Regions from separate parts of the Homo sapiens genome. Here region 1 is linked to region 2. Evidence: chromatin contacts called from ENCODE Hi-C or POLR2A ChIA-PET data. All regions are on one chromosome and are shown on one strand. Each heading gives the region's core, a stretch centred on a gene start or an enhancer-like site at or near the end of the contact. The rest is flanking DNA. Distances are from core to core; before and after follow the strand shown.

Region 1 (2,883 bases), core at 332-2,831, 61 kb before region 2:
GGGTGCGTGGGCCCATGGGAACACACCCGACAAGCGCCGAGGGGAGATGACAGCCTTGTCCGTGCCCAGGGCAGCTGCTCACCGGGGCGAGCTCGGTCACGCCTGCACTTCCCCTCGGATGCCCTGGCAGCTCTGCTTGGCTGCGCACTGTGGGAGGAAGCCTGGTGCTGTTGACTGCTCCCCAGGCAGCAAGCGCCCTTTGCAGGCCCTGGCGTCCAGGGAGGCATCAACAGAGGCCTGGACGGGAGGATGTGGGGGAAGCCTGCTCAGAGCACACTCAGAGTCACGACCCTGGGCCACTCCCTCATCTTCTCCTGAGTGTCCGCCACTTCGTGCGTCCAGCAGGCCGAGAGATGCTCAGTGCCCAGGTCAGAAGCAGAGGTCGGGCTCGGTACAAAGTAGGGGCAAACGTCAGGAGCGTGTGAGGGTATGGATGTGGGACGACAGGGGCGGGTGGGGCCTGAGGCAAACCAGAGCACTGTGGCCCGTCTCGAGGTGCAAGACATCGGCCATGGCCACTGGGCTGTCTGATTCTTCAAGAGCAGCCAGAAATCTGGTGTTCTACGGGCATTCCCCTGGTTTTTCAATGTTGATTCTAAGTACAGTCAAGCATCACTTAACAATGGGGGTGACTTCTGAAAAAACGCGTTGTCCGGCGATTTCATGGCTGTGCATGAGGATCACAGGGCAACTTACACAAACCTGGATGGCAGAGCCTCTGCACACCTCGGCCAGACGGTAGGGCCCTTGTTCCCAGGCTACAAACCTGTACAGGGTGACCGTCCTGAATACCGTCGGCCAGGCACAGTGGCTCACGCCTGTAATCCCAGCACTTTGGGAGGCTGAGGCAGGCGGATCACCTGAGGGCAGGAGTTTGAGATTGGCCTGGCCAATGTGGTGAAACCCCGTATCTACTAAAAATACAAAAATTAGCCAGGCGTGGTGGTGGGCGCCTGTACTCCCAGCTACTCGGGAGGTTGACGTAGGAGAATCGCTTGGGACTGGGAGGCGAAGGTTGCAGTGAGCCGAGATCACACCACTGCACTCCAGCCTGGGTGACAGAGTGAGACTTTGTCTCAAAAAAAAGAAAAAAAAAATTAAAAACAGTAGGCAACTGTAGCACAATGGTAAGGACTTGTGTGTCTAAGCCTAGAAAAGGAGCAGTAAGACACAGCATTATACTCTGATGGGGCCACTGCCGATTATGTGGTTTGCTGTTGTCAGAAACGTCAAGATGTGGCGTGTGGCTGTATTACAGATGCACAACTGTGGGCCCACACGAAACATACCATGGGCTGGATTTGGCCCTTGGGCTGCCAGTCTCTAATGTCTGCCCTGAATACAAGGGAGTTTTTAATCTTCCACTGGCTGCAAAGTGAGCTCTCGGCCACCCCTGGAGAGGCCAGTTGGCCCAGGAGGGCGGACGGGAGCCTTGCTGTTGAATTCCTTTTGGCAACCTGGCTCACCTTTGGGAACAGGCACAGAGCCAGCTGGAGGGGAAGTCTGGAGCGGGCAGGGAGAGCTGCCAGGGGAGGGCGGGCCAGGTGTCAGGGCCCGCCCGGCCTCAAAGCTGGGCCAGGAAGGAGGAGCCAGGGCCTGCCCTCCTCCTGCACTCTGGAAAGCAGCCAGGGATATGGGAAATGTAGATGGAGCCAAGCGGGGTACTGTCTCCTCGGCCGCGAAGGCCTCTGTCTTCCTTCCTGAGGGAGCTCACGTTCTGACTGGCGGGTGGGCTTGCGAGGAGGGAGGGGGCCACCTTCGTGTGTGCCAGGGGCCGGCAGCTCGGCTTGATTTAAAAGGCGTCCAGAAAGCAAAGCCCCTGCCAGGCGAGCTGCTTGGGCGGCAGGTTCACAAACAACCCAACACATGTCAGGCATTACCGGGCCGCTCTGGCCAGCGCCGGCTCCAGCTTCCACGTATGTTGTGTGTTTCCTTGTGCTTGTTTAGACTGGGTGCCTGCTGGAGGTGCGCAGCTCCCGGGCGGGCGCTGGGGACCTGCCAAGGACCCTCCAGCGGGAAGGGGGCCATGTGCTCTGGTGGCCGTGAAGAGATGTGAGGGGAAAAGCAGGGGCTGGGAGATGGTGGCTTCTATGCGGGGCAGGGGTACCTGCAGCCCCAGCGCTGACCTTCAGCTTTCTGGTTCTGCGCAGGTGCGTGTGGATGCCGCCTGCCTGGCCCTGTCTATCTGGAGACAATGAAGAGGGCTCCTCCGAATCGGCTGTGTTTTCTGGGCCTTCTCTGGTGCCCTCTGTCCAGTGGCAGAGCCCCGCGGGCCCAGGGCCCAGGGCCCAGGTGTGGGAGTCAGAATGCAGCCTCAATGCGCTCGGGCTGGGGCCCTGTTCCCTCTTCACTATTCTAGTCCCCATGCCCTCCTCCAAAAAACCCAGGAACATTCACGCCACCCTCCACGCCCCTTGCCTGCCCCTGGCCCTGCTGGCACCAAAGCCAGGAACGCCTCCAGGCTCCTCCCTCTCCTTCACTCCCTGCATCAACCCAGCTCCCAGGCTGGCCAATTTCACCCTGGAGTCTCCAGGCAGAGCCCCCAATTGGGGTGCTGTCCTGCTCCAGTGGCCGCCCCTCCCAAAAGCTCCTTCTTCCAGGGCAGCCAGGGGGACTCCGCCAGTTACAAATGTAAGCATGTGACTATCTCATAGAAAGCCCTGCCTGGTGCTGCCTTCCAAGCCTGGGGCAGAGGCAGGATGGGCTGGTGGAGTGGGCCGGGGCCGGTTCATTCTCCAGCTCTGGGGCAAGACAGAGCACAGCAAGGTGGCGTCTGTCACCCCCACCCCCAGTGCATCCCCCACAGCCCCTCCAGCCTGTCCCACCCCCCAGGACTAGTTGGGGCCACGCCATTTCTCCTCCTTGGAAGCCAGGTGCCTGCCA
Region 2 (2,774 bases), core at 139-2,638:
AAAAAAAAAAGACTATCCCCTAAGAAGCCAGGTATGGGGCTCAAGCCAGCACTTTGGGAGGCCCAGGCAGGAGGAGGATCACTTGAGCCCAGGAGTTTGAGACCAGCGTAGGCAACACAGGGAGACTCCTGTCTCTACAAAAAATATATACTAAAAATTAGCCAGCTGTGGTGGTACACACCTATGGTCTCAGCTACTCAGGCGGCTGAGGCAGGAGGACTGCCTGAGCCCAGGAAATTGAGGCTACAGTGAGCCAAGATCACACCACTGCAGTCCAGCCTGGGCAACAGAGCCAGACCTTGTCTCAAAAAAAAAAAAAAATGCTGGGCACAGTGGCTCACGCCTGTAATGCCAGCACTTTGGGAGGCTGAGGCGGGCAAATCACCTGAGGTCGGGAGTTCAAGACCAGCCTGACCAACATGGAGAAACCCCATCTCTATTAACAATACAAAATTAGCCGGGTGTGGTGGTACACGCCTATAATCCCAGCTACTCGGGAGGCTGAGACAGGAGAATTGCTTGAACCCGGGAGGAGGAGGTTGCGGTGAGCCGAGATTGCACCACTGTATTCCAGCCTGGGCAACAAGAGTGAAACTCCGTCTCAAAAAAAAAAAAAAAAAACAAAACGGTGGGCGCGGTGGCTCATGCCTATAATCCCAGCACTTTGGGAGGCCAAGGTGGGCGGATCATTTGAGATCAGGAGTTGGAGACCTGCCCGACCAACATGGTGAAACCCCGTCTCTACTAAAAATACAAAAAAAATAAAAAACATTAGCTGGGCCTGGTGACACACGCCTGTAATCCCAGCTACTCAGGAGGCTGAGGTAGGAGAATCGCTTGAACCCAGGAGGTGGACGTTGCAGTGAGCTGAGATGGCGCCATTGCACTCCAGCCTGGGTGACAGAGTGAGATTCTGTCTCAAAAAACAAAAAACAAAAATCCTATCTCATAAGAAACAGTTAACAGCAATGAATACTCCCTCAGGTGAAACTAAACAGATGACCCATAAGCCACACAGTGGCAGCTGTCATATTCTGGGCCAAGGCACAGAGGTGAACAAGGTGCGATCCTGCTCTCACTGTTGCCCCAAGTAGCAGCTCAACAGCTGGCCTCGGCCAAGCAGGCATCTTTCAAGGTGTGCACCCACCACGGGCCGGGCACGGGGCCAGACACTTTGCGTGGATGCATCATCTAATCCATGTGACGACTCCTCAAGGGGGCTCTGTGAGCACCCCCTTTTTACAGCCAGGAAACTGAGGCACAGAAGGGAGGGACTGTTTGGCAGGAGCCAACAGAGGCGCATAGAGCAGCGTGATGAGCCCCGGGCTCTGGGGGCGGGCCCGCGAGCAGGCAGCCTCCACCCCATGGTGGACCTTCAGGCTCCTCCTTCTGCCCCGGCTGAGCCGGCAGTGAAGGGATTAGCGGGCTCCTTGCCGAACAGAGGCCGAGGCCGCCTGGGCGCAAAGATAGGCTGTTGGGACCATAAATCATCCCCAGGGTCTGTGCATTTATTCTGTGATGATATAATGAGCCACTCCTGTCCTAATTACAGCCACCAATCTCGCCTGCCTGGGAGGACCGAAGGGATCCCCGCAGCGATGGAAGCGGGATGCGCACAGATGCGAAAGGACTCAATGGTGTAACGCAGCAGGGAGCCTCTGCTTTCAGTCACTTGAGAAAGAGACGCTGAAGCAGACAGAGAGCCCCTCCGAGGTTCCGAGGTTCTGCAGACCCCTGCAGCCCAGAAAGGTGGACAGCTCGCGTGTCTTTGCGGACACGCTCGGCCTCCCCGTGTCCCCAGCCAGAGGGACGGCCAGCCCACAGAGCCAGTCCCAGGCGCCCTGCTAGGCTGTGCTGATACTTCCTCCCAGAGATTTCCGGGCGAATGACCAGCTGGCATGCACCCACCCACCCTCTGCACCCAGGTGAGTGGTGCCAGATGCAGAGGAAACGGGAAGTGCTGTGGTGTTTCTGTTTTCAATTTTAATCAAAGTTTTGAAACATAAATGATTTCTTTATTTTCATTTTTTTTATTTAAAAAAAAAAAAGTGTGGCAGAGAGCTTCTCTGCAGCAAGAGCCCCGGCAGGAAAGGGAAGAGAAGGGCGGCCTGCAGAAGTTCTCAGGGAGGCTTCGCCCCCTTGCCGAGAGCCCCCAAGCACCGTGGTGGTCTCTGGGCTGTTGAAATACCAGAGTGGGGTATGTGGATAAGGGACAGGGTGGCTAGGATATGGGCACAGGGTATTAGCACCCGCAGTGGGAGAAGGCCCACCCTTCCAAGCAGACTCAGCCCCTCTGGGCCTCACCGCACCCTTCAACCCCACCCCACGGAGTGAAACTCCTGGGACCAGCGGAGGCGTCAGGACCCAAGTACAGAGAAGGGGGAATTTTATGTAGTAAATGAGGACCCAAAGCCTCTCAGCCGCTATAGTGGTGACGTTCCCCAGTGTGGGGCTCCCTGAGATGGAAGACGCAGCCACTTAACATAACCCTCCCGTCGCCAACCCTCCTGGGGAATCAGGCTCAGGATCCATGGGTGTGAGAGCTGCCGAGATGAGGCTCAGTCTGTCACAAGCCCGCCTTTGCCAAGCCCCAGGTCATCACAGAGCCCCAGCACCCACTATCTCCGGGGGACACCTGCCCTGGCCCCTCCTAGGCCTCCTGCTGCTCCCTACTCGTTCCTCCCAGGCCTGTCCCCACATGGCAGCCAATGGGATCCTTGCAAAGCATAAATCCCACATCACTGCCCTGCTCAAAACCCTCCCCATCCCAGGAC

The links. A loop is a pair of places that touch in the nucleus more often than their neighbours do. ChIA-PET counts read pairs that join two places held with the same protein, here RNA polymerase II (POLR2A). Pooled maps may share reads with other maps.
Region 1: a map of sigmoid colon shows a loop between it and region 2 (2.7-fold over the local background). The contact joins two enhancer-like sites. A Hi-C loop is called at or near these places in 1 of 168 maps with a recorded cell type or tissue (sigmoid colon) and 2 of 50 pooled maps. POLR2A ChIA-PET finds 5 or more read pairs at or near these places in 10 of 52 experiments (CD4-positive, alpha-beta T cell, Caco-2, H1 and 7 more).

Annotation. Positions count from the first base shown.
Region 1 is chr19:18,761,314-18,764,196 of GRCh38, reverse strand. The region is part of intron 8 of CRTC1 (CREB regulated transcription coactivator 1); the gene reads right to left. Among named protein-coding and RNA genes, the nearest start is that of COMP, 29 kb to the left of the region's middle. Within about 2 kb of position 1,581, at least 14 of the 41 ENCODE cell types and tissues checked have a DNase peak (open chromatin) inside an H3K27ac peak, as active enhancers do.
Region 2 is chr19:18,699,770-18,702,543 of GRCh38, reverse strand. All of the region lies in intron 1 of CRTC1 (CREB regulated transcription coactivator 1), which reads right to left. Among named protein-coding and RNA genes, the nearest start is that of CRTC1, 17 kb to the right of the region's middle. RefSeq lists enhancers at 1,238-1,287, 1,631-2,477. Within about 2 kb of position 1,388, at least 31 of the 41 ENCODE cell types and tissues checked have a DNase peak (open chromatin) inside an H3K27ac peak, as active enhancers do.